Regions from separate parts of the Mus musculus genome. Here region 2 is linked to region 1. A link is a loop called in an ENCODE intact Hi-C map of the cell type or tissue named here. Cell type or tissue: left cerebral cortex. All regions are shown on one strand. Links, peaks and the distances in the headings refer to the core of each region. The heading gives the core; the rest is flanking DNA.

What was found. Peaks named below come from ENCODE experiments on the same cell type or tissue, not always from the same donor. Only the 100,000 strongest peaks of a DNase experiment are listed, where the experiment ranks them.
Region 2: it touches region 1 in a loop (8-fold over the local background); 4 of 42 quality-filtered maps call a loop at or near these places.

The regions. Positions count from the first base shown.
Region 1 is chrX:97,424,300-97,441,156 of GRCm38, reverse strand. No RefSeq gene overlaps it. Among named protein-coding and RNA genes, the nearest start is that of Eda2r, 56 kb to the right of the region's middle. In left cerebral cortex, for the core only: a CTCF peak has its summit at 9,564; DNase peaks (open chromatin) are centred at 8,057 and 9,523; H3K4me3 peaks cover 373 bases; H3K27ac peaks cover 236 bases.
Region 2 is chrX:98,675,492-98,692,348 of GRCm38, reverse strand. The region is part of intron 15 of Ophn1 (oligophrenin 1); the gene reads left to right. Among named protein-coding and RNA genes, the nearest start is that of Gm26000, 130 kb to the left of the region's middle. In left cerebral cortex, for the core only: a CTCF peak has its summit at 9,547 (motif pointing right); a DNase peak (open chromatin) is centred at 9,565.

The DNA of each region.
Region 1 (16,857 bases), core at 6,855-11,854:
CTACTTTGAGATTTGATTTTCCCCAAGCTAAAATGTCTAAGTTAAAGAAAAATAACAGCAAATGCTAACATGGATAGTGAGAAAAGGTAATGTCTGCCCAATGCTGATGAGAGTAAAAGTGCTGATGCCAACAAGAAGGTTCTCAAAAAGCTAGAAAATGATACTCTGTATGATTCTCTGTATGATGTAGCTATGCTACACCAGGGGATATGCTCAAATGACCCTATGTGTTATTAAAGAGATACTTTCTCAACAATGTTTATGTGTTTTATTCAGAGTAGCCAGGAATTAGGAAACACCGTAGATGTCTATCAACTGATAAATAAATAATAGAAATATGGTACAAATACACATTCAGCTGTAAAGAAAAATGAATTAGGGAAAATTGTAGATAAACTGATAGAATGAAAACTGATCATTCCGAGTGAAGAATCCCAGACCCAGAAAGACAAATGCCACAGCTTTTCCCTCATGTGTACATGCTAGGTAGTTCTTGTTGTTGTTGTTGTTGTTTTGGTTTTTTGTTTGTTTTACAAGACAGGGTTTCTCTGTGTAGCCCTGGTTGTCCTGGAACTCACTCTGTAGACCAGGCTGGCCTCGAACTTAGAAATCTGCCTCCCTCTGCCTCCTGAGTGCTGCATTAAAGGCGTGTGCCACCACACCCTGCTGCTAGGTAGTTCTTAATATTCAGATATGTGTGTTTAAATGGAAGTACCTATAAAATACAGTAAACTAATAAGGAGTCATTGGAGAAATTTTAAGAGAATACAATGGAATACAGGAGCTATGATGAGGGAAAAGAAAATAATAAAGCTGAAGGGTTTAGTGGGATGGGAAATGGGAGGACAGAGTGAAAAGGGAATATACAGGATAGCTAACAGTAAGAATCTTTGAAGATGCCATAAAAAATCTACTACTGAAAATGTTTTCTAAACATATACATATACACAAATAAACGGCTCTTAAATGGCATTACAACAAAATGCAAGACAAAGACTCTTCCATCTACCATAAGATATAAAATAAAAAGCCCAGTGTCAAATATGGATTACTTAAATTTGAGTTCTTTATCAGTGGTATTGCATTGATGCCTGCAAACATTACAGGCTTTTTCCATTGATCTTGGCTACTCTCAAAAAGTTGATATCAAGACCCTATTTCTGAAAACACTACATAGTTTAGTCATAGACATAGAGAAGTCACATTGGTATTGGCCTTGAAAGGAACTGAAAATTACTGGTTTCTTTGGAAATTCAGTTGTGTTGTGCGATGTTTTCCTGGAAGCTGTCTTGTGAGAGGATTCTTTTTTCTGAAGCAGACACTTGAGAGAGCAAGTTATGTTTAAATAGCAAATAAATAGCACCTCACAAACAGTAAGAGTGCTCTTGCAATGTGAAGCTGTGCAGTGTTTCCCTGGCCTTCTCTGGACTTCACTTCGTAGGGAGAAGCATACCAAAGTACTTCTCTTGGTATTCTGACTAATTCTGGCTGCTTCTGCTGACTTGTGCAGATGTGGCAGAGCCTTGAGCTTTCTGCTAGATCGAGCCACTGCTACTGATGTGTATTTGGTGAGTACTGCTGGGCTGGACTGCTGGTATCCTGACGACAAAGAGTGAAATCACCTCAAATAACTAATTCTAATCAGGTCCACAAAACCATTTTTCAGTTAACCTTCCTTTTCTCTAACCTCTAGTCTGTGAGTTAGAAGGGAGGTTGAAGCATTCAAGAATGCTAAATAAAGTTGGTTTAGAAAATGTAAGTCTATATTAAAAGTTACTTCTGGCTAGGTAGCATTCATAGTGTGGGAAGCTTTAATGCATTTTACCAGGGAACAAATAAATAATGACTCTTACCTACCTGTGAATCCTGACTCACAAGATATTTTCACTGTAGCAAATTATACCTTAGATGCTCTGAAAGTAAACAACAACTTTCTGTTTGGAAATAAAGCCCACTCCACAACGAGAACTCATGCCTGATACTGTGCCAAGAACCTGTGGTGGCCATGCCATAGGCTTTAGGGGAAAATGTATCAATCTCCTAGATGTACATCGTAATCAACTGCCTTCTAGGTTCTTATCTTTATATAGGTTAATGTGTCTTTTAACCTCATCAGGAAAAAACACACAATTTCCTTGCTACAAGGCTCGGGGATCATCACAGAAGGATTCTAAGAGCCAGAACCATTGTATGTCTGCATTGAAATAATATTTGTTGGATGTAAGTGTCATTGCCTGTATAGACTGAGCAGCTGTGACTGCATATACAAGGACTGAGTGAAATAGAGCAAGCTAAAAATCTCAGTATGGTTGGAAGAAAGGTTCAGTAAATTTCCTTTCCTCAGATGAAGAGTTATTGGCAATTTATGGCTGCTGGAGGAAGGAAAGTCACTTTTCTTTGGGGACATAGATGCTACACATGTTCTACTAGATGGTCCTACACCCATGCACATATAAAAATAAGCCCTGTGGAGGCCCAGATCAAGATGTTTCTGAGAGAACTATGAACATCTGGGCTAGAAACTGTCCCTGTGATGTTTTGGCAAATAAAATGTGGCTGCCTTCTGCCCACGTATGAAGAACGTGCCTGGAGCTAAATTTTAATGCAATGGACTAATTTCTTTGGTTGAGTTTTCAAACCAGCTTAATATTGACTCTGCTGTGTGGCTATTAGTAGCCATGCTATACTAGTCTACACTGAAGCATAGTAAATGTGGCAGAAAAACATTTAAATGTACAGTTTGAAGAGAAAAATGACACAAAAAAAGCTTATTGTTACAGCCAAGGTTTGTCCTGAAAGAGAGGCTGCAGCTGTTATGGAGAATTAACACCCATCAGGAGAGGCCAGATCTGTATTGGAATAAAGGGAAGCATGCCTTCAAGGCCAGACCCCATCCAGCTAAACTTTCAATTTATGAAAGGAAAAGGCCTAAGGACTTTTCTGCTCCAAAAACAAAACAACAAACAAAAGTTGATTCAGATGTGGTTCCAATGGTACGAAATCTATCCAAAGCTGCCATCCAAACTTGACAGTGTCCTCCTTTGGTGCTAACCTTAGAGTCATGAAATATGTGAGAGTAAAGGTGTCATGGAGTCATCTTACATGTTTTTAGAGAGTTGTTGTAACAGTGGGTGGCAGGGGAGTTCCTGCATGAAGATCCTGAGAAAGCAAGACACTCTAAACAGAAGCTTTGTAAAGCTATGAAAGTGATAGCTATGAGAGTGATAGAAAAGTAACTAATTAATATATTTCTTAGCTTTTCAATGTCAACACTTATAACTATAAAAGTTCCTGTTGGAATGTACAGGAATTCCCTTACTGATATGCCAAGGTTCAAGGGTTCTGAAAGTCCTTATAAGTAGTATTTATATTTTCATTTAACTATACTAATACTAATAAACTAATGGTTATCATATATACCTGGGTTATATTCAATACCTCAGAATGTTGAAGATGCCAGAGATGTGAGAGATCTATCATATTGTCATGGTTTAAATATGCTTGGCCTAGAAAGTAGCACTATTAGGAGGTGTGGCCTTGCTGGAGTAGGTGTGTCACAGTTGGCATAGGTTTTTACTCCCTAGTTCTAGCTACCTGGAAGTCTGTATTCTGCTAGCAGCCTTCACATGAAGATGTAGAACTCTCAGCTCCTCCTGCACCATGCCTGCCTGGATGCTGCTATGTTCCTGCCTTAATGAAAATGAACTGATACTCTGAACCTATAAGCCATCCTCAATTAAATGCTGTCCTTTTGTCTTGGTTATGGTTTCTGTACTCAGCAGCAAAACCCTAACTAAGACACATTGTGAGCTGAATACAGAGAGTAGAGAAAGCATAAGAATACATAAATATTTTAGGCAGCAAAGATGTAAAGATACAGCCATGAAAGCTCTTTGACAGAGCTAGAGAATTTGGTGTTTTCCCTTTTGTGTTTTAGTCTTGTTTTGACTCAGTATTTACTCACTATGCCCCAATTCTATTTTGGAATGGTAATGTATATTGTGTGCCATTATATGTTGGAAATGTGCAGTTTTCTTGTTGTGTTTTACTGGAAAATTACAGTTAGGAGATTGACTTGAATCTCAGAAGAGACGTTGGACTTTCAGAAAAAGTTGAGATGATAAAATACTATGAAAACTTTGTTTTATGATAACTCCACCCATGAGACCTTGGGGGCCATGAAGCACAATGTGGTGATTTGAATGAAAATGTCATTGATAATCTCAATCATTTAAATATTTGGTCCTCAGTTGAACACACTGTGTGGGAGTATTGAAACCATGGCTTTATTAGACGAACTATGTAAGAGAAAAGTGAATTTGAGAGTTATCATTTTGAGTTTTCTCTGCTTCCTCTTGACAGTTAAAGATGTGAGCTCTCAATTTGCTTCTCTACTACTATTTCTGCCTCTTTTTCACCATAAAGAAATCTTATTCCTCTGTTCCATAAGCCTAAATAAACCTTTCCACTCATAAATTGCCTTAGTCTTAGTGTTTTATCAGAGTGATAGAAAAGTAACTAATTAATATATTTATGAGCTTTTTAATGTCAACATTTATAGCTATAAAAGTTCCTGTTGGAATTCCCTTACTGATATGCCAAGGTTCAAGTGTTCTGAAAGTCCTCATAAGTTGTATTTATATTTTCATTTAACTATACTAATACTAATAAACTAATGGTTATCATGTATACCCTATTTAGTCTCAGTGTATTTTGCAGTTCTTATAACCCAATATGTTATTCCTGTTTATTTTTAGTATATAATGATCTGACAAGACACAATAAATTATTCATTTCTTTTATATTTGTTAAAACTTGCTTAGTGGCAGAGAATTTTTCTATTTTAGAAAAGGTGCTATAAGCTTTTGTGAAGAATGTGTGCTTTACATCTGCTAGGAAATATTTTGCTACATACTTTTACCTATAGGCTAGGATAATTCTATAGTTTATTTTTAGGTAGGATAATATATATATATATATATATATATATATATATATATATATTATATATAAGTATATTGAAGTCACACATTTTTGTATCAAGATCTCTCTGATCTACTACTATGTACAATAGTGTTTATTTTATAAACGACAATATTTTATACAATGTGTTTGGTTGCTCTCTATATATATATCTATTAATTATCACCTTTATGAATATGCAGTTATTTTTTATCCTCTCTGACTTTTTCATCCTTACTTCAGTCCCATTTTTATCCTTCCTGGCAGAGCTGTACATTCATCACCAAGAATACCAGATCCCGTAAAATCCCTGGATCATACTTGCATCCTGAATCTCTTGGGAAATGAAATCTAGGTACTACTGGTATTTCTAATGTCTGAGCTTGCTGGTGGCTGTAGTCAGGTCATCAGTAATGCTGTGACCTCTGGAAGTCTCAGTGATTTTGTGGGTCAGTAGAGTTAAAGTCTCAGGCCCTCAGTGAACAATGGGACTACTGGAATATGATTCTTCAGGGACCACTGGGAATTCGGTTCCCAAACCCTCAGACCCACATTCACTTTGGAGACTTCTGGAGCCTTGTCAGTTTATTCAGGGTCACTGACTATCTCTGATGAGTAACTCTGAGCTTTCTGGAGGTAAAACCCTGGTCTCTGTGAACTCTGGAACCACTGGGGCTGAAAGTATACTCATGTAGTGAAATTCTTAGATCTCTGAATCTGATCCCTCAATCTCAAACTGAAATCTGGGCCCATTAGAACCAAACCCCAGGTTCCATGGTGAATGCATGACATCTGGAGTTGGAGGTTTTATTGATGTCAATCTTGGCCATCATGTTGACTTTCCTAAGCATCAAGTGTTATGAGATGTTATTTAAAAAAAAAATAGGGCATGTTTGCTGTAGCTCACGGTATCTTCAAACTCACTGTGTCTCCAAATTCACTGTGTAGCCTCTTAAATTTTGGGTCATATTACCTCTGCCTCCCCAGTTCTGAGGTTAACTATATACACTAACATTCCATGTTTATGCAGTCCTGGGAATTGCATGTTGGGCTTGCTACATGTTAGGCATTCAACCAACTGAAAGTGAGATATGTTTTATCTGGGGTTGTACATTAGGTTCCATGATTTTTCTCCCCTGAACTTTTATTTTCATTAATTTTAGTATTTCTACCAAAGAATAACTTTTTTAGAAATCAATTCAACAAAGAATGAATAGCTGTCTTCCTTTTATTTAGAGCCTTCGAAAATCTAACAAGAAGTATAATACATTGTTCTTTAAAAAAAATGAAGTCAACATAAAATTAAGGAACCATATTCTAGCATAAAGGAAAGCAATATGAAAGACATATTAAAATAAGTGATAGTCATGATAAAGGGCCATACTCTGAACCACGAAAAGAAAAATGAAAAGAAAAAATACAAATTTAATTTAATTTTGAAAATTAAAAGTATAGGGGTGTGTTTTCAAATCCACAGTTCTGTCACCTAATGTCTGTGCATCCTTGAATACCACTCATTCCTTCTGTCTGAGTTCTTCATGACTGCAGTAATTATTGGAAGTCATTCCTATAGACATAAGAGTTGTACTTCATAACAAATAATAGCACTACCATTTATTAACCTTGTATGAAACAGGCAACTGATAGTAATTTTATGACTTATAGTCCACAGAAGGGGGCAGTATAACATCGTAAATAAATGTGAGCTCAAAGAATTGCATGATCTTGGTATAGGCAATTTGGAAAGATAATGGTGATCAAGAAGCGTCAGACAGCAGCCATAAGAAACAATTGATGGCTACAATGCTCCAGATTTTTTTTTAAAATAATGACTGCTTTTAAATATATTTGTTTTGTTTTGCTTTATTTCTTTATCTAAGAAAGCAGATGGATTTCCTACCAACTTTATCTAGGAAGAGAGCTGATATTATTTAAAAATAAGAGGGCAAGAGGGTTGATATTATTTAGAAAATAACAATAAATTACATTTGCATGCTGTTTGCCTGACATCAAAATTTAAGCTTTTGACTGAAATAATCTCATTTAGTCTTAGTATTGGCCTCAGTGTGACTGCCTATGTTTAAAAGTGAGAAAATTAAGGATCAGAAAGGTGAAATCGCTTGTCCAAAGTCGCACTGCTAGAAAGTATTACAATGGGAGAACTGAAGGCATTAATCTGAAAGTTAATAACAAAATTAAACGAAAATGAACTACAAGTGTATGGCTCCTGGATCAGACTTTTTATTGTTAATTCAACCTTTTCCTTTTGCCAGCTATAGGATGGAAGTGAAGTTACATGAATTCACTGTTTCTTGTTGTTGTTTTACTAAATTCAAATTGTTCTTGTAGTCCAGTAAAATAGATGTAATCATACATATATTGGCTGAATACTGGAAGGAGGCAATAAAGTAAATTTTGTAAATATGGAAATGACTGTCTCTAAAATACACTCTGCCCAATAAATGTTATCTAACTAAGCTGATTAAAAAGAGCAAAGTTACAAAAAAAACCCAAACTAACAAACAAAAACATTGTTCAAAGTGGGCATGATGGTATATCCTTATAATCCTAGTACTTAGGAGGTGCAGGCAGGAAGATCAGCAGATGAAGGTCAACTTTGGCTGCATATTGAGTCCAAGAGCCTAGACTACATAATAACTTGTCTCACAAAAGCTAAAACTGTAAAAGAAAAAAAACAGAAGTGTAAGATTTATGTATTTGAGACTGCCAGAGAACTAATTCAAAAAGGGAGACTATAACGTTGCAAAACAAAATAGAGAAATGAAATAGTATCATGATATTGACAAGAAAACCCAGAAATATATATTTTAAGGCACAGTTTATCCACATTTAGTTCTAAGTATGATATTTTAACTAGTTATGCTATTAACCAAGTTATTTAACCGTCGATTACTTCATTGTCTCTTAATGTAAATAGATGACTGACTCAAAGAGAACTGTGATAGTTAAATGCATTAGTACACAGAAAATACTTAGAACACAAAGTTTCTTTCGCCCAGGATGAACCCAACTGTTTCTGGTTAGTAGTATTACTGCAGAATCAGGAGGAGAATTCTTTAAACAAGTTTGGCAAGTGTGATCCCAGAACGTGGGAGGTAGAAGCAGGAAGATCATGAGTTTATATAGCTACATAAGAGATTAAGAGAAACCCACTTAACATTTCTTCTAAATGGAACTTTTAATTCTGTCCTTATTACCCCAGGTTTCTTTTTTACTCTGTTTATCTCTTACTTGACTGTTTTGCACACAGAAAAGAGCAAAGGCTGAGAAACAGAAAGCAAACACGTTTGCCTGGAACATTATTCTAATTAAGGTTCTGAGAAAAGAATTGTCTTGATTGTCCTATACATTACCTACAAATAGAAAAGGAAACAATGCTAGCCCTGGTGGTACATGCATGTATTCCCAGTTTTGTGGAGGTTGCAGTAAGAGAATTGTGAGTTCAAGGCCTGCTTAGGCTGCAATAGAGAACTCAAAATCAGTCCACGAAACTTGGAGAGTATTTCTCAAACTAAGCAGTTGTAATTGGTGGGAATATCTCAGTGGAAGAGCATTTATTTGTTGAGCATGTGCAAGGCAATAGGCTCAATCTCTAACATCATAAGAGAAATTTGCTGAGTACATACAAAATGGCATGTAGCACTACAGAAACTGGAGATTTGAACATGTTTTCTTTTCTCTGAGTGCATAGCAGATACTGAGGGAAAAGACAACAAATACATCATCAATAACAAAAGTTGACAATGTTGTTACTTTTTTGTTTTGTTTTGTTTTGTTTGTTTGTTTTTTGGAGACAGGATTTCTCTGTATAGCCCTGGCTGTCCTAGAACTCACTCTCTAGACCACGCTGGCCTTGAACTCAGAAATCCACCTGGCTCTGCCTCCTAAATGCTAGAATTAAAGGCGTGGGCCACCACTGCCTGGCTTGTTACAATGTTTAAAATCTTACCCCTTCTAGATTAGTGCTAGGAGCCATGCTATCTGAGTTGTGTGCTACTTAGAAGAGTGCAGGAATATAGCACATTAAGGAAGAGAACAGACTGTGCAAACAATTAGTGTAAAACAGATGATCTGACTTGTTTCACATGGGCAAGGGGGTCTTTAAGGCTGTCAAATGACAAATAAAACTGTGACTATGCTTCATATCTGACAAAAATTTGATTAGATTTATGGTCAGGTTTTTGATAACAACTTGAGGTTTTTAAATTGGAAAGTAATCGAAAAGAGTACAGAGAAGAGCATGACACCTTAGAATTAGAAGAAAATATCTTAAGCTGGGCCACAAAGGGCTCTGTTTTTGCCCCTCCCCATTTTACGATTTTGAAATCCACCCAAAAATTAATAGTAAAATGAATAACTTGAGGAAGTGCATATTACAGAAATATATACTGTATATGAAGAAAACACAACGTCTGACAGTATATGGTTAGGACCTCAGAGAAATGTGTACTCCAGCGCCCTCTGCTGAATTCTTATGTCTATTTTCCTAAATTCTTGTGACGCAGTTTCGGATTCAAAGCTAAAGTGGCAAGGACCCTGCACCACAGACATAACAGGGTTGCTAGTAACAGCATTGAGGGGATTGGCAAAGACCTTAACCTCTGGTTTGGGTTGGCAGCCCGCAGGAGAGTATAAGCTCATGTTTTTGGACAAGTAGATGTCCGTAAACATTAAGAATAAAGCTGTTGTCATTACAGAGCAGCAGTCCAGCAGGTGGAGATAGAGGGTAACAAGAGGGCCTCAGCTTCTCTGAAATTTCTAGAACTGGACTGCTTTATTAGAGTTTAAGGCTGTGTTCCAAGTTTTCAATGATGGAATTAATCTTTGGAGCTATTTCTTTTATTATTATTTTCTTCAGAGTTTCCAGAATAACCTACACTACAAAGATTTTAGGCAGTGGTGTAGAGAACAGTATATAAACACATACACATGTAAATTTGTGCACTTTTGGGAAGGGAATGTCTTTACCTTTCATTAGATTTTCACAAAGCATTTGTTTGGTAAGTGCTTGCATTAGAAGACAGAACCCTGGGCCATTGATAGGACACTGTAATTGCTTTTCAGAATTCTAGAGCCAAACTCTCTTTGTAATATTTACTAGGCTTGTTCCTAGCTTGAAATCCCAGGCAATGTTCCCAGCTTGTCTCTGACACACCTGCCTCATCCATAAAATGGGCTTACTAGCAGCATTAATGAAATAGCTGATGGAAATGAGTCTAGGCTTCCCCAAGAGTTCAGTAAGCCTTGGCAACATTTTAATACATCATGCTGATATAAAGACTCAAAATCCATTATCTCCTTTGATGTTAAATACAATTGTATGAAACGTGTTTGCACTTAAAGGAATATGAGATAGACAGACTAAATTACTTGAACAAGATCATGCAGTCAAGTTAATGACAAAATGAGACACTAGAAATTTTTTTAAAAAGTACAAAAAACCCTTACCATAATTGACTGCTATAAAATCCTTATATTGATGATTTAAGCCCAAATTCTGATTCTGGATTTCATTTTACAGTTGAAAAATGATATCCCATATGGTACTGTACCCAGTCTTAGCTTAAACATGTGTTACAAGAAGCAAAATATATCTTAGAAGAATCCAGTATATTTACGGAAGAAAACTTCATTACCATGTGCTTTGTAAATACTGAGAATTCTCTTTTTTTTTAGAGCTAAAATTTCTTTTTTAAAATTTTTATTAGATATTTTCTTCATTTACATTTCAAATGCTATCCCAAAAGTCCCCTATATCCTCCCCCCACCCTGCTCCCCAACCCACCCACTCCCACTTCTTCGCCCTGGCATTCCCCTGTACTGGGGCATATACAGTTTGCAAGACCAAGGGGCCTCTCTTCCCAGTGATGGCCGACTAGGCCATCTTCTGCTACATATGCAGCTAGAGACACGAGCTCTGGGGGTACTGGTTAGTTTATATTGTTGTTCCACCTATAGGGTTGCAGATCCCTTTAGCTCCTTGAGTACTTTCTCTAGCTTCTCCACTGGGGGCCCTGTGTTCCATCCTATAGATGACTGTGAGCATCCTTGTATGTATTTGCCAGGCACTAGCATAGCCTCACAGGAGACAGCTATATCAGGGTCCTTTCAGCAAAATCATTCTGGTATATGCAATAGTGTCTGCTTTGGTGGCTTATTATGGAATGGATCAAAATGTACAAAATGCCCTTTTTGAGACTCATTACATAGTCCTTGCTATCCTGGAACTCACTATGTAGATCAGACAGGCCTCAAAAGTACAGAGCTCCACCTGTCTTTGCCTCCTAAGTCCTGGGATTAAATGTATGTACCATCATGCCCAGCCTACAAAATGATTAAGTAAAGCTTTCCTTGATGTTGATCTCTTGCAAGCTTCCCCCTCATCAATTTCTTAGCTTGATCTCCTTTCTTTGTCAACCAACTTAGAAAAAAAATTTTTAGCCAGGGTTTCAAATCTTTCAGTTCTGATTTACCCATTAGTGTTCTTTTTATGCATCTTAGTAGTGTCACTCTCATTGACAAGAACAATAAATGCTACTCAGAATGTGTCTGTCCTAAACCATGCATTATTTTTCACCCTGTTGCCTCTTGAACTCTAAATACCATATCACTTTTATATTTCTTTAGCATCTCTGTCTTTTTCCTCACCCTTTCCTTTTGTGCTGTATTGTCTACTTTATATGCATTGTTGTTCTAGTTATATCCTTAGCCCTCTCTTAGTCTTATGTCACATTGAGTCTCTGGATGACTCACCCCTCACTCAGCTTCAACCAATGCCTGAAGCTAATGGCTAATCACTTTAAGACCACAGTCCAGTCATCTTTCTGTAACTCCAGATTATTACATCCACCAGCCTATCATATATCTCACAAGTACCACCATGCTCTCCTAAAACTAAACTAATCATCACCTGGCTAATACAGATGCAGGTACTCACAGTCAACCATCAGACTCATCTCTGGGATCACAGTGGAATAGCTAGGGGAAGGTCTGAAGGATCTGTAGGGGATTGCAACCATATAGGAAGAACAATATCAACTAACTGGACCACCCAGAGCTCCCAGGCTCTAAACCACTAACCAAAGAGTATACATGGAGGGAGACATGGCTCCAGGTACATAAGTAGCAGAGGATAGCCTAATCTGACATCAAAGGGAGACTAGGCCTATTTTCCTGTGGAGGCTTGATGCCACAGCATAGGGGAATGCTAGAGTGGTGAGGTGGGAATGGGTAAGTGAGTGGAGGAACACCCTCATTGAGGCAATGGGGATGGGAGAGAGGGGAGATGAGATGGAGGTTTGTAGGTGGGTGATGCAGAAGGGGATATAATTTGAAATGTAAATGAATAAAATGACTAATAAAAAATAAATGATATAATTACTGAATTAGCACTAACACATTATTTTCTCCTTTCAATGTTTTATTCCTTTTAAAAATTGAATCTGTAATCTTAAAATTTCCTCTTTTCTTTTCTCCTTACAACATTCTTATGATTCCCCCTTTTGCTCTCTCTCAAATTATAGTCCCTCTGTCTTTAAAGCACACACACACACACAAACATACACACCACATACCATGTTTGTGTTATAATATATTATGTTGTATGTGATATACATGTATATATTATAATATATATGTATGTATATCAGAAATTTCAAAAATATACCTTATTAAGTCTACTTGCTGTTACTTGTATATATATGATTTCAGGGCCCCAATTTATATTGGATAATAAATTAAGGGATTTATCCCTAGAAAGACATTTTTTTCTTGCTCTCAGCATCCTTTAGTTAACGTATAGTTCTTTGTACAGGGGTGGAGAACTATAAGATATCCCCTTTCATGTTAGCATGCTTATTGGTGTTGTAGTTCTTTGAATCTTATTTGGGGAGCCAGATAACTGATATATCATATGTGAAGCTTCCCTATCATTTCTAGGAATCACAATATCATAGCAAATTTCCTGTCTCTCTTGATCTTACACTCTTTCTACCATCTAGTCAAAGATGTTCCCTGAGCCTTATGTAGATGTAGGAGTTGTGTTGTAGCTGTATCAAATGGCTCTGGGTACCATATGATCAGCTGTTTCCTGTATTTTGTGTAATTCTTTTCTGTATTGGTCTCCATAGTTTACAAACAGAAGTATCTTTGAATATGTGTAAGGACTATACATATTTTTGGTATAAGAATAAGTATTCAAAATGCAGTTAGAAATTAGTTTAGAAAAGTGACAGTAAAATGTTTTTATCCAAGATCCATGTCTTCACTAGCCCTGAGTAGTTGGTTATATTTATAATACCAGGCATGATTTGGTTAGTTGATTATATTCATAATACCAGGAATGATTTGCAACTGTTGAATGGCACTTAAGTACAATTACACAGCTGTTGATACCAACAAACCTGGGTGTAGAGTACCACTATTAAACCCTTGGGGATATATCACCATGATGTTTATTGTTGTGATTTGTAGACATCACAGCTCATTAGGACCATTTATTCTTTCTCTTCCTTGGAAGCTTGCACACTATGTTGCAGTACCATAAAAGTTGGTCATTAAGTAGGATGCTTTCAAATCCTATAGAGTCCAGATCCTCCAATCTCTGGGTCCAAAGTGCTTGATGTCTTCAGCAATATAAACTTATGCTCAACCTTTGGGAGGTAACCACAACCAACAGAAATAGCCCATGTGGTTTGGGGAATCTCTTGTGCTGCCTTGACCAAAAAATCAAAAGGGTCTTTCTCACATCATTTGTTAGCTATTCGTTGACTCTTTGGGGAAAAATTGCCAGCCCAAGTGATATAATCTCATTTAACTATATATGTATGTATGTGTACATACATTTATATGTATTATATGCAATTACTTTTCATGATGTTTTCAAGTATACTTAATGCTACTTCCACCCACTCCTTCTGTATTGACATTTGATTAAAATCTCCCTCATTTTTTCTCATTTTCCCTTTCATATCACTCGTGCCCTGCTATTTTCCTCTCTAGTGTCCCTCACATACTCCATTTTTATTTTCATGGTTTTTGAAGTTATTCAAGGTTATATACTCATAACTGAATATTTGGAGCTTGGAACCATGAATGAAGACAACATGTGATATTTGTCTTTCTGTATCTAGGTTAACTCACTAAATATACCCAACATAATACTTCTGCTTCCATCCATTTACCTGAAATTTTCTTTACAGCTTTATTTGCTATATCCTATGATGTATAAGTGCCCATTTTCAGTATGTGTTCATCAGTTGAAGGACATGTAATTTTTTTCCATTTTTTAGCTATTGTGAATGGAGTACCAGCAAACACAGTTGAGCAACTTTGATAAATTATTTTATCACAAGTTCATAGTGCATAAAATGGGGCATAGGGAGTTACTCAAAATTGAATTAAGGGGGGTAAGGCAGAAAAAAAGGGATTTGATTTGCTTCTGGTTTCTAACTTAAACTAGAAACTCCATAGTAGTGATTGTAAGCTTATATTTTTCAAAGCCTACTTTTAATATGGGTTCATAAACACTTTAACCTCCCTTTTAGCCTACTACCCACCAGAGGTAGAGAAAAGGAAAGGTTATTAGGATACAAGAGAAGGGGACCTGTTTAGAAATTGTTCTTTTGAGTAAATATCATCTGTATTATCAGAAAATCAGCAGTTCAGTTCACCGAAAAAAAGCAGCAGCAGCTAGATCCTCTTGCAAATACTTCATAAACACACCAGCAATCCAGTTTAGTAGTATCAGGACAGCAAACACAAATCAGCGGAGGTGGCATGACCTGTCAGAAACAGCTAGACCTCAGCTGAAACTGCACAAGTTATAGGGAGGGTCGAGGGCCACCAGAGACACCAGGAGACATTTTTTTTGCCGTGCCTCTCTCAACAAAGCAGAGATTATTGAAGACATGAAACCAAGAAGCACTACAAAGCTAGCAATGTAAGTAAGCTGTGCTCTAACACTGTCTTTTGAGTCCTATTTTTATTCCCTCCAAATATCATGTGTCCTCTAAGGGTCTTCCCTCAGCACTGACTTTGTCTTAGCAAACTCCATGTGCGTCTGTATCAACTGACATCACTCTGCCAATTGACCCAGGTCCAAGAAAGTGGCAAGAAGCCTCAGGAACTTCATGAGAAAGGTTTTTTGTTTTTTGTTTTTTCTTTGTTTGTTTGTTTTTTGTTTTTTGTTTTTTGTTTGGTGTGTGTGTGTGTGTGTGTGTGTGTGTGTGTGTGTGCCTTTCTCTCTATAGAGTCATGAAAAATTGTGCTCAACAAGACAGTGTAAGGTAAACCAATACATGAATGCCACTAGCAAAGAATCCTTCATCATGAATCCTTTCACATGCTTGCTTTAGCAAGCATCCTTTTACCTGTGTCCACTTGAACACACATTTCCTTCACGTATCTGCTTTTGCAAAACATCATTTGACACAACTTGCTTTCCAAAGAAACCAGAATTTTCCACTTCAAGTGAAATTCTGAGTTGTGAACAATAAGAGGAGTACATTTAGCATATAAAAGAGTAATCCAATTTGAGATGGTACAAGTATATAAAAATCAGTTTTGATTTATTAAGGTTCAGTAAAATAATGGTACTTATTAAAATTGATGGCATATTAATTTAAGTTAGGCTTTGTTATTGAAATCTAGAATATGGATGAAATCACATAATGGGTTCAGAAAAGAAGGGAGTTAAAGTATGAATCTCAAAGACGATTAACATTCAACTACTTGATGGAGGATTGGGAACTGACAGTGAAGACTGAGGTATAACATGTAGAGATATCAGAATAAACCCAGTAGCAACTAACTTCTCAGAAGCCAAGATAAGGGTATATTTTAAAAAAGAAACCAGATTAAAAATAAGGAATAAATAATTTATCCATTGGATACATATATTATAACATGCATTTAATATATATTATAGAGTTCACAAAATTTTTCAATAGTTAGGAGCCCCCTGTGTGCCCAAGACAGGCCTTACCAGCCAGGAAAAAAATATATCTAACCATTTGTCTCTTTGCTAAAACATCATCACTATATGCTTTTGTAAATGAATGTTGTTCCATTCTGAGAAGTAACAAACACATGCCTTGTTGCCATGTTTGCTAAGGACAGGAAAAGTCAGAGCTATAGTTTCAGGGCCATCTTGTTCCTGTTTGAGTTCCTGACTTCCTTCAGTGATGGACTATGATATGGAAGTATAAACTAAATAAACACTTCCCTCTCCAAATTGTTTTGCTCATGGTGTTTCATATTAGCACTGGTAACACTATTTGGGATAATAAAGCATGCTGGGAGATATCTGGACATAAAGGTTAAATCAACTCAAATCCCAACTACAGTGGAGTATGTATCTTGCCAATTATCATTATTTATTAACTAATATCTGGCTTTGAATCTCTTGTCTCACCCTTCTTCAATGCATTTTTCAAAATATACGTTACCATCTGTATCTATAAGAGTTGAATATTTTACTCAGATACTAAATTTTTGCTAATGCTTTGAAAATATTAGAGCCTTTGTTTTATCTTAGCTGTCTTTGGTAAGAGTTATGTCAAGTCTAATATTCAGAACAAGAAACCTACTCCATGTCAAAATAAACTTTGAAAACTGACAGTTTAGTATAAATAAAAACATAATATTGCTCAATAAGACTAAAAGTTATTGCTATGGTTTGAATATCTGTCACCTTTAAAGCTCATTTTGAAATCTACTTGGCAATTTAACAGCCTTAAAATGTAAGACATTTAAGAAGTTTCTGGGCCATCATGGTTATTTTCTCATGAATAGGTTTATACCATTACCACAAGAGTAGGTTTTCTATGAATAAATGCAACTTTGAATTCCTATTGCTGCTCCAGAACTGAGAGT
Region 2 (16,857 bases), core at 7,068-12,067, 1.3 Mb before region 1:
ACTAATAATGTCCCCAAAGTCACAAAGCTTACAATACGTTGATGACCACAGGATTATCTTGCTGTTGTTCTGTATTCAGATATCTCCCAGATATTTTGAGTAATAAATAGTATAGATTGTCACATCCATCATGGCTTGGCCTTGGAAATCTGACTGGGGTGATATGGAAATGAAGAAATAACAGACAGTGAAGAAACAGGATCCACATATGGAAAAAGCTGGGATTGGGCAAGCTCTGCTTGCTCTGATGGAGGATAACAACTATTATGCTGCAAACTGAGAGTTCAGTGTTTAGTATATGCAGCATTCAGAGGGCCTAGTGTGTATAGCACAAGATGGAGGAGTTAGCTATTGCTGATGGGAGATCTCTGTAGGGGATCAGTCTCAGGTTGTAGTTGGCTAAGAGAAGGAAGCTGACATTGCTAGTTTTTGTACACATCATCAACACCCTCTATATGAACAAGAGAGGGGCTTTGCTGATTCCCTGAGGCTGACCTGGTGAGGGTTTTGCCATTGCCATGAATCCGAAGGGCCAGGGTCCTTGACATATTTATGTCAACAATACATTCACTCAGTTTCACTGTTCCTCATGGTATAATTGTCAGATAATTTTTAATGAAGTTCCATATAATTTTCAAGTTAAAACAAAGCAAAAATTAGAGAATAACATCTTATTTTAATTAATTAATTAATTAATTTTACAGCCCACCTGCAGTTTCTCTTTCTCCCCTCTCCTTCCAGTCCCCCCTCCTCACCTCCACACCCATTCACTCCTCATCTGTTTCTATTTGGAAAAGTACAGGCCTCCCATGGATATAAACCAGCCCTGGCATATCAACAAAATAAATTCATTCATTAAAAATTCTCAGTCCCACTGAAGTATGAGTACAATTCTCAGTTGGTTTAATGGGGTAATCAGTCAATATGTCCATTCAGAATCTTGTATTACATAGGAGGTTATATTTAGAAAAACTGTGGAATATTATAAAGAGAACAGATTCAGATTGGAAGGAAGCATGAAGCTCACAAGTGATAGACTTATCCATATAGTTTCTTTAATTTTTTTTCTAAACAGGGTGTGGCTGTGTAGTACAGACTGACCTTGAACCCACTATATAGCCCAAACTGACTCTGAACTCACTACTTAGCCCGAGGTAATCTCAAACCTGCCATCTTCTTGCTTCAGCCTATTGAGTACTGGGATTACAGATGAGTGAAAACACATTTGATTAGCATTAAGAATTAGAATGAATTAATCTATGTCTTAACCATGTATAAAATATCAATAGATTTTGAATCTGTTGTTTGTGATGTTACAAATCAGACTTAAGTCAGGCTAAATGCTAGACAAGTTAGCACTCAGCTAACACTGAGCTATGCTCATAGCTTCTCTGAACACGTTGCTTCTTGTACCTATCATATTAACATTATTTTTGTATATGTGTCTCTTCTAGCAGAAGTTTTTTTCCCCTCTAAAACAAGAACCATCTATTACATGACTATGACTGACACTTGTGTACAAATTATCTGCCACATATTATCACAACCTGTAGTTACTGGGAACCCCTGCAAACAGTATTACTATTACTCATATCTGAAATGACATGCAATTAAGTCTTGGAAATAGATTATAAATGACAAACCACTAGTATTAAAATATAAGAAGCAAAACCTCTGAATGATACCTAAATCTTAGTCAGAAAGGATTCTTCATTTAATCCACAGGATTAGAACCAAGATGCTCCATCCTTCTCCTGGAGAGCATCTGTCTTAGGGTTTCACTGCTGTGAACAGACACCATGACTAAGGCAACTCTTATAAAGTCAACATTTTATTGGGGCTGGCTTACAGGCTTACAGGTTCAGAGATTCAGTCTGTTATCATTAAAGAGGGAGCATGGCCGCATCCAGGCAGGCAATGGTTCAGGAGACGCTGTGAGTTCTACATCTTTATCTGAATGCTGCTAAGGGAACATTGTCCTCAGGCAGCTAGGAGGAGGGTCTCAAAGTCCACCCCCACAGTGACACTCTCCAACAAGGCCACACCTCCTAATAGTGCCACTTCCTGTACCAAGCATGTTCAAACCACTACATTCCACTCCCTGGCCCACATAATCTTGTTCAAACACATGAGTCTATGGGGGCCATACTTAGCCATAGCATAAGAAAAAATACATTTAGCCCAACTTCCAAAGTCCCCATAGGCAATAGCAATCTCAACAATGTTAAAAGTCCAAAATTCAAAGTCTCTTCTAAGATTCATCCAGACACTTAACTGTAATCCCCAAAACAAGACAGGAAAACAGCTGGGCAAACTCCAAACTCTGCATCTCCATGTCTGATGTCAAAGGGGTCTTCAGATCTCCAACTCCTTTCACCCTTGCTGAAACACAGTTCTTTCTCTTGGGCTGGTTCTACTCCCTGTTAGCAGCTTTCCTCATCAGATATCCCATGGCTCTAGATTCTCAAACATCTTGGGGGCTCCAAGGCAATTTCAATGTTACAGCTTCTTGTTCCAGTGTCTGGGATCCACACATGATCTTCTGACCTCCTCAGAGAACTTGGGTCACATCCCCAGCTCTGCCTTCTATAGGATTCTAGGCTCTAGTTTGCTCCACTCCATTGTTGCTGCTATTCTTGGTGACCATCTCTTGCGCGCGCCCAACTGGCCAGGAAGAACGACGCTGCTACAGGATCCTTCTGCACACATTTATTCAGTCCTGTTTCTTCTTTCTCCATATATCTCCCTTGTTTATATCTCCCCTGTTTATATCTCCCCTGTTTATATCTCTCCCTTGTTTTTATATCTCCCTTGTTTATATCTCCCTTGTTTTTATATCTCCCTTGTTTTTATATCTCCCTTGTTTTTATATCTCCCTCGAACCCTGGGCCTCTCACTCTTTTATACTCTCAGTTCCCATCCACGCACAGCAGGCCACGCCACCTCACCAGGCACGCAGCTTCAGCTAATCAGGGCAGCAGGGGCAAATCTCCACCAAATTGGATTCACCTGTATCCTGGTACACCTGCGCAGCACTCAAAATGTTTGTGTCTTATATGAGGAAGTCAGGTGCAAGTCATATGACTTAGCTGCAGTCCCTGGCGCCTTTGGGACTGCCGCCACACCCGCTCCCCACAACCATCCCATGGTACTGGCATTTCCAATATATTGGGGTCTACAACTAGGCTTAACCAGTAGTCTCTCATAGGCTCTCTTCATGGTGCTAAGCCTCAACTTCTTTGCATGACCACTTCAGTCCTGGGCCACCAATTGCAACTGGAGCTGCATCTTCATCAGTGGCCTTCCCTGGCCTCTCATAGTGCCAAGCCTCAGCTGCTCTACATGACCTCTTCTTGCCTTCAATACCAGTACCACCTGGGTGATTCTTACTCATCACTAAGTCCAGCTGCAGCACAAGGTACACCCTTAGCTATCTCTAGAGCATAGCTTTTTTGTTTGCTCTTAGAAAACACTTCCCAGAAGATGTCACCTCAGTGATCTCTTCTTCATTGCCACTCATTTCTTAGCTCCAGCTAACCAGCATCAGTTTTCCAGTAGACCCTTCTATTCTTGACTCTATAGCCAAAGCCACATGGCTGAAGCTGCAGAGTTCCGCTGCTTGCTGGGGCTGGAACATGCCCTCTGCTCTATTCTACTACCAGCTTTTTGTTTTCCAACTCCCTCACTGCCTAAGCTTGGCTGTGGTGGAACTTACTATGTAAATTGGCTTTGAAGTTATATATGCATGGCCCTGTCTCCTGAATGCTAGGATTAAAGGCATGTACCACCATGCCTGGACTTAGTAATTTCTCTAATTGTAACTTGTTCTAAAACCAGCTGTCCTTGAACCTAGTTATCTGCTTGCCTCTCTCCTGGGATTAAAGATGTGTACTACCATGTTTGGACCTATGTTTAGCTGTGTAGGAACTTGCCCTGAGATCACTATTCCCTTAATCTGCTATCTCTTTGAACATAGAATTCAGCTCCATTTCACTTCCTGTTGTCCCTTTATTACTTGAACTATACATTTTATATTTTTCCTTTCTCAGCTAGCTCCTTTTCATTAAAGCACTCCTCATAAGACTAAACCAGAGAACATAGTCTCTCCTGGGCTTTTTTGAGACTTCCTTTGTCAATGGAATTAACATTAATCTCTATTCCTTAGCCTCATGTAGACTCTTCAGACAAGGGCAAAAAAGCAACCACATTCTTCACCAAAATATCACACAACAGTCTCTAGACTACATACTAACATTTTTCTCCATTGAAACCTCTTGGGCCAGCAGACCTACACAATTCAAATCACCCTCAGCACTGTGATCTTCCAAATTCCTACTAGGATGGCTCATTAAACTCCACTTAAAACATTCCATAGCTTCCCAAACCCAAAGTCCCAAAGTCTTCATTCTTCCAAACTGAAACATGGTCAGTCCTATAGCAGCAATACCCCCATCCCTGCTACCAACCTTTATCTTAGGGTTTCACTGCTGTGAACAGACACCATGACCAAGACAACTCTTATAAAGAATAACATTTAATTGGGGCTGGCTTACATGTTCAGAGGTTCAGCCCATTATAATTAAGGGGAAGCATGGCTGAATCCAGGCAGGCATGGTGCAGAAAAAGCACAGAGTTCTTACATCTTCATCTGAATGCCACTAGGAGAAGACTGTCCTCAGATAGCTAGGAGGAGGGTCTCAAAGCCAACCCCTACAGTAACACACTTCCTTCAACAAGGCCACACCTCTAAATAGTGCCAATCCCTGGGCTGAGCATATACAAACCATCACAGCATCTCTTATTCCATCTTCTCAATCCCCTGTCTTTCTTCCAATGGTATTGTTCATTTGCTTGCTAGATCCATGTGGCTCTCCTTGAGCATAAACTATTCTTTTCTGCTTAGTTTAGAGTTCATTCTTTTTCCAACTCTCATTCAGATTTATGTTTTTTTTCTTATTATTTATTTCAAGCTATAGTATCCCTTTAGTGGAGCAATTGGCACCTTAGATCAAGAAAAGCTATGTCATTCATCTATGCAGTCAAGACAGTTTTGTTATTCCTCTATATCTGTCTGCTTGGGTATTCTGCTAATTACTAAAGTTCCCTTTTGATATTGCCAGGGAAGGAAAATACTTTTCTCCGTATCTAGGAAATGAGTAGTTGTCACAGAGGGTTTGTTTGTTTGTTTTGAGTTAGAGCCTATGCAACATCTTCAACAATTTACAGAAAAATGACAAGGCAGAAAGAAAGGACTTTGAGATTAAGGGCAACAGCTTGTGAAAAAGCAGCTACCTAACCAAGGCCTGTTAGTGGAGCTTGTTCATTCCTCTGGCACCCTGTTCTGGCTGACCAGTTCTAAGCTGTGGCCAGGCAGTGGTTAACCCTTTGTTTTCTTTGGTAGAGTGGATGTGGGATTCCTTTTATCTGTAAATCTATGTCCTGCTTTTATAAATGCAGTGAGGGTGTATGGCCTTGCTGCAGCATCTGCTGCTGTTTATTTGTCTTTGTTTTCTTGTTTTTTTTTTTTTCCTGCGATACTGGGTTTTGAACCCATGATCTTACATTTGCTAGACAAGTGCTCTGTCACTGAGACACCCCCCCCCCTTGCCAGTTTCCTTGCTTGTCATAATCGTTTTCAGTTGCACAGTGCTTCCTTCCCATTTGGGATGGCATATTTGATTCTTTATTAGCACAGTAGCTTCTGAAGTGAAAGCTCACTTTTCATGTGTGTGTGGTGTGTATAAGTGTGTGTGTGTGTGTGTGTGTGTGTGTGTGTATGCTAGTCTTCTTGCCTGTGCAAGTGCTCTTAGAGGCCAGAAACTGACCTCAGAATCTTCCTCTCTACCTTATTTACTTAAGATATAGTTATTTTATGTATATGTGTACCTGAGCCCTATGTGTGCATACTATACACATGTGCGTACTTGTGGAGTCCAAATGAGGTGTCTGATACCTGGATCTGGAGTTACAGTTTTGAGCTTCCTGATTCGGCTGCTGAGGATTGAACCCAGCTCCTCTGCAAGAATTACAAGTGCTCTTATCAGTTGTTTCTCCCTTCCCATTATAATTGAGGCAGGGTCTCACAGGGGACCTGGAGGTCAGTATGTTAGCTAAATTGACTGGCTAGAGATTCCAAGGATGTGCTTGTACCTCCTGCAATGTCCAGTGCTGAGTTATCAGACACATGCTGCCATGCCCACCTTTTTATATCAGTGTTGAAGATCCAAACTCATGCTCTCATGTTTGCATAGCAAGGGCACTATCCACTGAATTATCTCCATAGTTACCCTTACAACCTCATTTAAAACAACACAGTTAGGCACTCCTTTTTCACTAATAATTCCGTACTTTTCTCTCTTTCTATTATTGTGAATGTCCTAGTGTAATATAAATATTTTGTGGTTTATCTGTACTGTTTCACCATGGAAAGGGTGTTTCTACTGTCTGTCTTTCTTTTTTTTAAGGATTTATTTATTATTATAAATAAGTATGCTATAGCTGTCTTCAGACACACCAGAAGAAGGCATCATGTCTCATTATGGGTAGTTGTGAACCACCATGTGGTTTCTGGGATTTGAACTTAGGACCTTTGGAAAAGCAGTGAGTGCTCTTATCTGCTGAGCCATCTCACCAGCCCCTCTTCTGTCTTTCAAGGAAAGGCAGCATCTCTTAATCTTGTTTGCAAATCACATATACACTCCTATTTGTGGTGTGCAGGATTTTAATGTACTGGAATGTCTGTGGACAATTATACCCTCCACTACTCTCTGAAATATTTAGAAAATTCTAAATTTGAGTCAGAAACTGTTGCCATCAAATTACTTGAATGATCTTTAGAAGTTCTTTATAAACAGAAGATGAAGCAAAAATTCCCCTATTCACAGCTTTCTTTTTCCCCCATAGATGCCTCTTTCCATTGTTATCTCTTGCCTTAGGTTACCCCATGATTCTCCAGTCCTTAGGCTAAGACCAGCTCAGTGTGCATTTGTTGTTGTATGTGTGGTGGTGCTCCTGACTGTAGGAATGTGCCACCCTACAGAAGGAAACAAATACTAACCTTCCAAGTTAGTCCTAAGATTTTATCAAACAGTACTTGCTAGTGTAGTCCTGTCTGTTCTTCATTATAATGCCCATGGTGCACCTATTAACCTTATGTATACTGCTGTCTGTAAGATCCTTCCGGTTACTCACTTTGACAGGTGAATTACATTCTGCCTGGATGAATTACATTCTTTAAAGACTCCAGGCATTAGGCTTCTGATTCAAGTTCTAGACAGGGGATTTTGTGAACTCCATAGGATTGTTCTCAGAATTGAGATTCTGAAAGTGGAGTTGTGTTCCATATAATATAATATAATATAATATAATATAATATAATATAATATAATGGTTGAGGACCATTGCCAAATTTTGCAAGTCAAAATACAAGTCTCTCATTTCAATTAAAATTCTAATCTTACATATACGTGCCGAAAGCTACTGTTTTCATGAAATTCAACTTAACTGGTCAGTCGAAGTTTTATCTGGCTATCAATCTGGTGCCAGGTTCTACAGGACTGTAGTCCTCCTGGGCAAAGATTTTGCTATTTAGGATAATATCGATGTGAAGCCCCAGAGGTGTTTTATGAATTAGATTTGCATCCTGATAACTTGATGATCCCTAAACCTACTAAAATAGACTGCTAATCAAATGAATCCAGGTTTGTTATTTAGAGCACAGAGTAAAGCCACTACCATGACAACACTGTCCCTGTAACCCCTTAGAAAGGGGAATCAGTATAGGGGAATGCCTGGGCCAGGAAGCAGGAGTGGGTGGGTTGGGGAGCAGGGGGAGGGGGAGAGGATAGGGGATTTTCATAGGGGAAACTAGGAAAGGGGATAACATTTGAAATGTAAATAAAGAAAATATCTAATTAAAAAAAGCTTTAAAAAAAGAAAGGGGAATCAAAGGTTGCAGTGTATATTTATGATGTTTTTGGAATCTGGTTTCAGCAGGTCTTTGATGGGATCTGAATGCTTAAAATTGGATAAAGTTAATGATCTGATTTTTATATTAATATTATATCATAGCTTGTGACTTAGTTCTTTAAGGGCTTTGAAGGAAACTTTGACAAGTAAATAGGCATTCGACACGCTCGTTTTGACACTGTTCTAAGAAGTCTCTGTTTATGAGTCCAGATGAGAGCTACTTGATAGCTTGTTGTTCAGATAAATGGATTTCCAGGAAGTTTCTGAAATGAATCTGTTTGCAACTTCCACGTACTGGCAGGAATTTCCTGGAATAGTAATTCAAGTTAATGCAGAGAATTAAACCATAAATTCATACTATTCAAGACAGTAAATTGTAGCCCTTTTTAATGTTGAATAATATTTCACTGTATGTGGGAATATGTGCCACATTCTGAGTGTTTATTCATCTCTTGATAGTTGAGTTGCTTCAACATTTTAGTTGTTATGAACAATGGTGATTATAAAAATAGATGTATAAATATCCATCCTTTAGTTTCAGTTTTTATTCTCTAGTGCTTATTTTTCATCCTGAGATGCCTTTCAAACTTTTTATTTGAACGTAGTTTTAATCTCACTAATTTTCTATGGTGTCTCAAATCCAGAAGTATCTAACATGTTCATTTATTAAGTAAGCAATCCAGCCAGCTTATCAACTATGCATGCCCTTGAAACTTAGTACCCCTTTCATTTTATTTTAATTTGAGATAGGAAAAAAATAATGTGTAGGTTACCAAACAATTAGCATAGCATCTCTGAAGAAAATATAAATCTATTTTTTGGGCAACAGACAAGATCATCTATAGTGTGCCTGCATATTAAAATTTCCCATAGAATTACTCAAGCCACCACTGAGGGGTATCTACTTTTTAAAAAATGTTACTTTTTACTTTGAATTGTGGTAAAACATATGTAATAAAATCAGCAATGTTAAATGTGTCCACATTATTGTGCAGCTAATATCTAGAGCTTTTTCCATCTTGTACAACCACAAATCTGCACAATTAAGGAACAACCTTCCATTTTTACTTTCCAGTCACTCCTGAAAAGTGCCAGTCTACTTTCTGTCTGTGAATTTGACTTCCCAAGAGTCAGGAGACCTCACATGTGTGGAACATTTAATACCTGTTTTACTTGTTATAATCTTGCAAAGAGTCACTTATATTGTATTGTGTATCTAAAATTGTAGCCATTTTTAATGTTGAATAATATTTCACTGTCTATGGGAATATGTGCCACATTATGATTGTTTATCTCTCAACAGTTGAATTGCTTCAACGTTTAAGCTGTTATGAACAATAGTGATTATAAAAATAGATGTATAAATATCCATCCCTTTAAGATTCTACTTTTATTTCTTTGAGTATTTAAACAGATATGGAATTGCTGAATCCTGTGGTAATTCTATTTTTAGTTTGTGTGTTTTTTTTCTTTTTTGAGAAACCATAGACAATTTTCTCTAGCACCTCTGCTTTATTTCCTTTAGGAGTTTCTTTATTTTTCATGTATGTTGACTATGTATGCAGTGCTTGAGGAGGCCAGAAGAGGGTGGTGGAGCCCCAAGAACTGGAGTTATAGATAATTGTAAGCTACTATGTGGTGTTCACTTTTGTTGCTACTGCATAACTAATTTCACTGGTTATGAATCCTAATGTAAATACCTGTTTTCTGATAGTCTTTAGGTGATCCCTGTGAAAGGATTGCTTCCTACAGGCTGCAAGCCACTGAGCTAAAGGATATGAGACAGTATTTTGTTGTGGTTTTAAAATTGCATATCTAAATGCTGGCTTTGAGCACCCAGTTCTCTTCCTGCCTTTGCCTCCCAAGTTTTTTTTTTTTCTTTTTCTTTCCAGTAGTTATATGTGTGTCTGTCATAGACTAATCCATTTTGAGTTCATTTTTGTAGACAGTGTATTGGGTAGGTCCAGCTTTATTCTTTTGTTTGTAGATGGTATCATTTGTTAAAATACTGCCTTTTCCCACCCCTGTTAAATGATCCTGATAACCTTGTTAAAAATCATTTCAGCATACTTGTGAGAGTTTCTTTTGAGCTCTGCTCTATTATATTGTTCTACATGCCTATACTGTTTTGATTCTTCTAGCTTTGTTAAAGACAAGATGCACTGGATAATTAAAAGGATACTTTTGTTCCTCTGTTGTGGCAGGGGAAATTTTCATTGTTGAGGAATTTCTCAAGAAGAAGTAAATTTGAGGTTTTATAGAGGCACACAATCAAGGGAGTCATTGTGAGGTTTATATGAGTCATGAAGAAGGTTGGACATGTCTCCTATATGGAAGGGTGGGGTGATTCTTTGAAATTATTTGTTTTTCAGAACACAAAGGCAAAGGGGATCTCCCAATCATTGTGAATGTTTCCTTGGGACACAGGGTTCAGGCAAAGTTCAACAAATTGCTCTAATGAAGTAAACTTTCTTTGCTTTGCCTGGATGTTGAACATAACGTAACAGTGATTTGTTGTTGTTTTTCTATTTAGATGTTTAAATAGGGAAAGAATCCTGTTTTGGTTAAGGAGTCACATTTCTTTTTTTAGTTACTCTACAACTTATTTTTCCAATTAAATACATTGTAAACACTGTGTGCTCAGATTATTCCTAGCTTTCCAAAACAATGCTGTGTGACTCAGAATAGACTTTTAAAGACGTATTTAGAAACCATATTTATTAAGTTTACAATATAAAACTTGTGCCCCAAAACTACAGTTTTACAATTGAAAAATCTTACACATAATGATCGTAAGCCTTGCCTCTTTATCCAGGAAGAGAGTCTAATAGCTAGTTGTCTGACCTATGATCAGATGTCTCAGCCTCAGGAAACTCATTTGTACTGGCACATGACCCATGGCTCTTGTCCGTCCAGTTCATTCCTGCCAGCATAGCCACTGTCTAAGGGAGCCTTAAGTGGATTAAAGTTAAGTATGTGTGTGTGTGTGTCATTCTGGTGAGACAGAAGAAGCATCAGAATACAAACCATGAAATAAGAAAACAATCCTAAGATAAAGTGGGTACTGGTGGGCAGTCTCATTGATTTTAGGGGCAATATGCTTAAACTTCAGATAAAAGTTAGATTGGCCTATAGGATGAGGTCTTCATTTGAGTCCAGGGAAATAGCCCAGGCAGGATTTCCATAGAGAATTTCAAATGATGGGTTTAAAGCAACCAGGTGCAAATTTAATGTGGTTTCAGTGTGGAAGGAAGGCTGACACAGTGCGGGGGCATAGGTCATGCCTGTTATGCTGTAGGAATATAGATTGTTGGACCACCACACTGAGAAGCTTAGCAGACATGGAGAACTGGAAGTTATGTTGAAGGTGAAGTACTAAGCCCTGCTTCAAGAATAAGAAGGTTAAAATGGAATCTGAGTCAACAAAGTTATCTGACTTCGTTTTAAAGTTATGAGACTATTAAAAAATACCATTGCTATGAATGTTCTAGTACACATCATTAATTAAACATGTCTTTTGGTTTTGAGACAGGGTTTCTCTGTGTAGCCCTGGCTATCCTAGAACTCACACTGTAGACCAGGCTGGCCTCAAACTCGAGATTTGCCTGCCTCTGCCCCCTGAGTGCTGGGATTAAAGGCCTGTGCCACCTAAGTGTGTCTGGCTAAGTGAAAATGTCTTTAGGTGAACATGTGCATGGATATCTGTTTGCCAATTCACTTAGAAGTAGAATTGCTGGTTCATGTGTTTAGGTTTAGAAGCAATCTTTTTTTTTTTTGAGTTATTTTTTACAGGTCAGGACACTACTGATATGAACTGTACAATTGAAAGTTTTTCATTAACATTACTGAACAATTCACACATTCTATAATCCTGTTATAGAAAATTTTCACAACTCCATTAATATCTACCTCCAGTGTTCTACTTACTTTTTGATAGTATGTTTACCTTTTTGAAATATTCATAAAAATTGATCTTATATATGGCTTCTTTCATTTGGCATGCTATTTTCTAAGATAGTGGTGATAAACTCATGCTTCTTTGGTTCTTCCCTATCTATTGCTGAATAGAATTCTCTGGTCTAGGTTGCTGCACGATGTTATTCTGTCCCACCCCCCCCCCCATGATCATTTGAACTATTTCCAGTTTGGCACTATTTCGAATAAATATTTGTGTCTTAGTCATGGTGTGGGCGTATATCTTTATTTTTATTGGATAGATACCTGAGGGTGAAATTACTAGGTTGAATAGTTAATTGATGTTTTAACTTCTTGAGGAGACACAAAACTATGTTCTAAAGTAACTGCACTGATATCTGTTTCTACCAGTGCTGCCTTAGGGTCCTTGTTTCTCCACATCTTCACCAGCATTCACTATTGTCTGTCATATATTTATAAGAATTTACAAGAGTAGAGAGTGTTAGTCCACCATGGCTTTAATTGCCTTTATGACTGATAGTGCTGAACGTTGTCCATGTGTTCTTTAGCCATTTGTGTAACTTATTTGATGAATGTCTGATCATATTTCTTTTTCTTTTCTTTTTAAAATTTTTATTAATCATTTTATTCGTTTACATTTCAAATTATATTCCCCCTTCCTGGTTACCCCTCTACAAACCAAATGCCCATCCCATTCCCCCTCTCCCCCCTCCCCTTTGCTTCTAAGAGGGTGCTCCTCCACCCATTTACCTCTTCACTGCTCTAGCATCCCCCTATGCTGGAGCATCAAGCCTCCCTCCCCTCCCATTGATGTTAGATAAGGCCATCCTTTGCTATATATGAAGTTCTGGCTATACTCTTTGGTTGGTGGTTTAGTCCCTGGAATCTCTGGGTGGTCCAGTTAGTTGATAATTTTTTTTTCCTATGGGATTGCAATTCCCTTCAGCTCCTTCAGTCCTTTGCCTAGCTCTTCCATTAGGGTCCCTGGGCCCAGTCCACTGATTGGCTGTGAGTATCTGCATCTGTCTTAGTCAGGTGCTGGTAGAACCTCTCAGGGAACAGCCATACCAGGCTGTCAGCAAGTGCTTCTAGGCATCAGCAATAGTATGTGGATTTGATGTCTACAGATGGGATGGATCCCCAGGTGGGGCAGTCTCTGGATGGCCTTTACTTCAGCTCTGTTCCACTATTTTTCCCTGCTTTTCCTTTAGGCAGGAATAATTCTGGATTAATATTTTTGAGATTGGTGGGTGGCCCCATTCCTCAATTGGGGGTCATGCCTATCTACTGGAGGTGGTCTCTATAAGTTGTATCTCCCTTTTGTTGGATATTTCAGCTAAAGTCATTGCCATTGGCTCCTGGGAGCCTCTCACTTCCCTAGAGTCTGGGACTTTCTAGTGACTACCCCATATATTTTGATCACTTTTTTTTTTCATTGATCTGATAAGAATTATTTTTTATCATATTCCCCAATCTGTTGTTGCACTTTTGTATTCTTTTTTAAATAAGCTTTTAATTAAAATATTTCATCATTTTCTCCTTTACTTTCTTCCCTTCAAACCCATCTCATGCCCTCAGCTCTCAAATTCATGACCTCTTTTTTCTTTCTTTGAATATGTGTGTGTGTGTGTGTGTGTGTGTGTGTGTGTGTGTGTGTGTGTGTGTAGTCTTGATTGTATTCATATGATTTCAGGGCTGACCACTTGGCATTGGCTAAGTATGAGATTCATTCCTTGGAAAGGCTAATTCTCTGTGTTTCAGCCATCACTATTTACCTGCAGTTCTTTGTCTCCTAAGAACTTTGAACCTTGAGAGATTTCCCACTTCCATGATAGCATGGCTAGGTGTTGTCACCGCTCAGGTCCTGTTTAGGCACCTGTGTTGTTGAGATAGCATGGATATAGCTTCCCTGTCATTTCAAGGACATATAGTCACACAGAAGATTCCCTATTCCTCTGACATTTATAATCTTTCCATTCCCTTTTCTGCTATGTTACCTGAGCCTTAGGTACAGTAGTGATGTTGTAGTTGTGGTCAGTGGTACTGAACACCATATCACAAGTTGATCTGTGAAATTTGGCCAGTCATGGCATTTTTGTAAGTGTTCACTGCTGCAAAAAGAAGCTCCTTTGATGAGAAATGAGAGCTTTATTTATCTATGGGTGTAAGGAAAGTATTTTAATTACCATTATGGATTATGCTAGCCTAGTAAAGTGCCAATAGTATATTCTTCACCACCACTACCTACCACCCTCCACCCTCCCTGTCTTAGTGACTTGAGTTTGCATTGACAATACTGATGAGATTTACACATTATTGCTTGAGAGTTTTCTCTTGAACAATGAATCTCCAGAGCCTTTCACCTCTCTGTTCCTTCCTTTTTTTGTTGTTCTTTTATTGGATATTTTCTTTATTTACATTTCAAATATATTTTAATTAGATATTTTCTTTATATACATTTCAAATTTCAAATGCTATCCTGAAAGTACCAAGGGGCCTCTCTTCCCAGTGATGGCCGACTAGGCCATCTTCTGCTACATACACAGCTAGAGACACAAGCTCTGGGGGGTACTAGTTACTTCATATTGTTGTTCTACCTATAGGGTTGCAGACCCCATTAGCTCATTGGGTACTTTCTCTAGCTCCTCCATTGGGCGCCATGTGTTCCAACCAATAGATGACTGTGGGCATCCACTTCTGTATTTGCCAGGCACTGGCATAGCCTCATACGAGATAGCTATACCAGGGTCCCTTCATCAAAATCTTGCCCAGTTCCTCCTCCAGAAACCCTCTATCCCCTCCCCTCACCCCTGCTTCTTTGAGGGTGTTCCCCCCACCCATCCACTCCTGCCTCCTTGCCCTGGCATTCCCCTATATTGAGGCATTGAGCCTTCATAGGACCAAGGCCTTTTCCTCCTATTGATGCCTGACAAGGCCATCCTCTGCTATATATGTGACTGGAGCCATGTGTACTCTTTGGTTGGTGATTTAGTACCTGGGAGCTCTGCAGGGGTCTGGTTGGTTGATACTGTTGTCCTTCCTATAGGGCTGCAGACCCCTTCAGCTCCTTGGGTACTTTCTCAAGCTGCTTCATTGGGGACCCTGTGTTCCATCCAATGGATGACTGAGAGCATCTACTTCTTTGTCAGGCACTGGAAGGGCCTCTCAGAGACAGCTATATCAGGCTCCTGTCAGCAAGCTCTTGTTGGCATCAACAGTAGTGTCTGGGTTTGGTGACTGTATATGAGATGGATCCCCAGGTGGGACAGTTTCTGGATGGCCTTTGTATGCACTGGCACCCTCTCTTCATGCAAGGTGGTGTTTCACACACTTCCTGGCTCACCTTGCAATCAAGAAGCCAGACTGCTCTGGATATGTTTGTAAAGAAAAAAATACCACTTAACTTAATTTCTTTATTTGTTTGATTTGTCGCTAGATAATTCTTATATATGGCGTGTGTATTGGAAGGTCCAGGTTCCCCCCCGCCCCCAGTGCTGAGTATTGAATCCAGGGATTTGTACAGGATGCTAGGCAATTACTGAGTTATAGCACCCAGGTGTTTGCTTTGTTTGTCTCTTTTTCTGGGGACAGAATTTTTCCCATGTAACCCTGTTCTGAAACTCCCAGTCTTGCTGCCTCAGACTCCCCAGGGCCAGGATTGTATGAATTTGCTACCACCACTTAGCTTGAAGACTTTTAAGGAAATTTAAGTGATCAAATTGTCTCAGTAGCATAATAGTATCAGATTTACTTTCTCTACTGAATTTTACCTTTGGGAAAACTTAATTAGTTATGAATATAAGAATTTTTTCTAGCCTCTCAGGTCCATTCTCTGATTTATATATTTGTCTTTACATAAACAGGTTTAGAAATCAGGAAATGAAAGTCCTTTCAGTTTTCTTTCTAGCTTTGCAAAATTGTTTTTACTATTGCAGGTGTTTAGCATTTCTTTTTAACTTAATGTTCTTGTCAATTGCTATAAAACAGCCTGTTAGAATTTTTATGGGAATTGTATTGGATATGCAAATTAATATTGGGGAAAATTGCCATTTTGACCCTTTCAAATGAAAGAAGAACCCATTTAATTTCCTTTTACAAAGTTTTCTGTATACAAAAAGTCTTACTCTGAAATATCTTTTTATTTTATAGTGCATGAAGTTCTGCATTCTTTTTGATATTATTCATTAGTCATATATGGAAATGCAATTGAGTTTGTTCAGTGTTAAACATCTAACACTGGGTGTTATACATGTTAGCCAAATACTCTATGTCTGAATATAAACCTCCTAACAATTGAGTTTTCTGTATTGACCTTGTGAATCACTCCAGTTTTGGTGGATGTGTGATGAATTTATTGCCCACTGACATACATTTCAAATTTTACTTTTTTCTACATCCCCCTTATTTTTATATATTTTCTTTTTTATTAGATATTTTCTTTACTTACATTTCAAATGCTAACCCAAAAGTTCCCTGTACCGCCCCCACCCCGCCCTGCTCACCTACCCACCCACTCCCACTTCTTGGCCCTGGCTTTCCCCTGTACTAAGGCATATAAAGTTTGCAAGACCAAGGGTCTCTTTTCCCACTGATGGCTGACTAGGCCATCTTCTGCTACATATGCAGCTAGAGACACGAGCTTCGGGGGTACTGGTTAGTTCATACTGTTGTTCCACCTATAGGGTTGCAGACCCCTTCAGCTCCTTGGGTACTTTCTCTAGCTCCTCCATTGGGGGCCCTGTGTTCCATCCAATAGATGACTGTGAGCATCCACTTCTGTATTTACCAGGCACTAGCCTGGTTATGCCTTATTTTTTCTTTAGATCTTGTTTCATTATTTCTGGTTTTATCTGATCACACAGAATCATCTAGTACAAGCTCCTATAATCATATGCATTGCTACAGATAACCTCAGTCTCTCTTTCCCTGGACAGCAAAATCACACACTAAGAT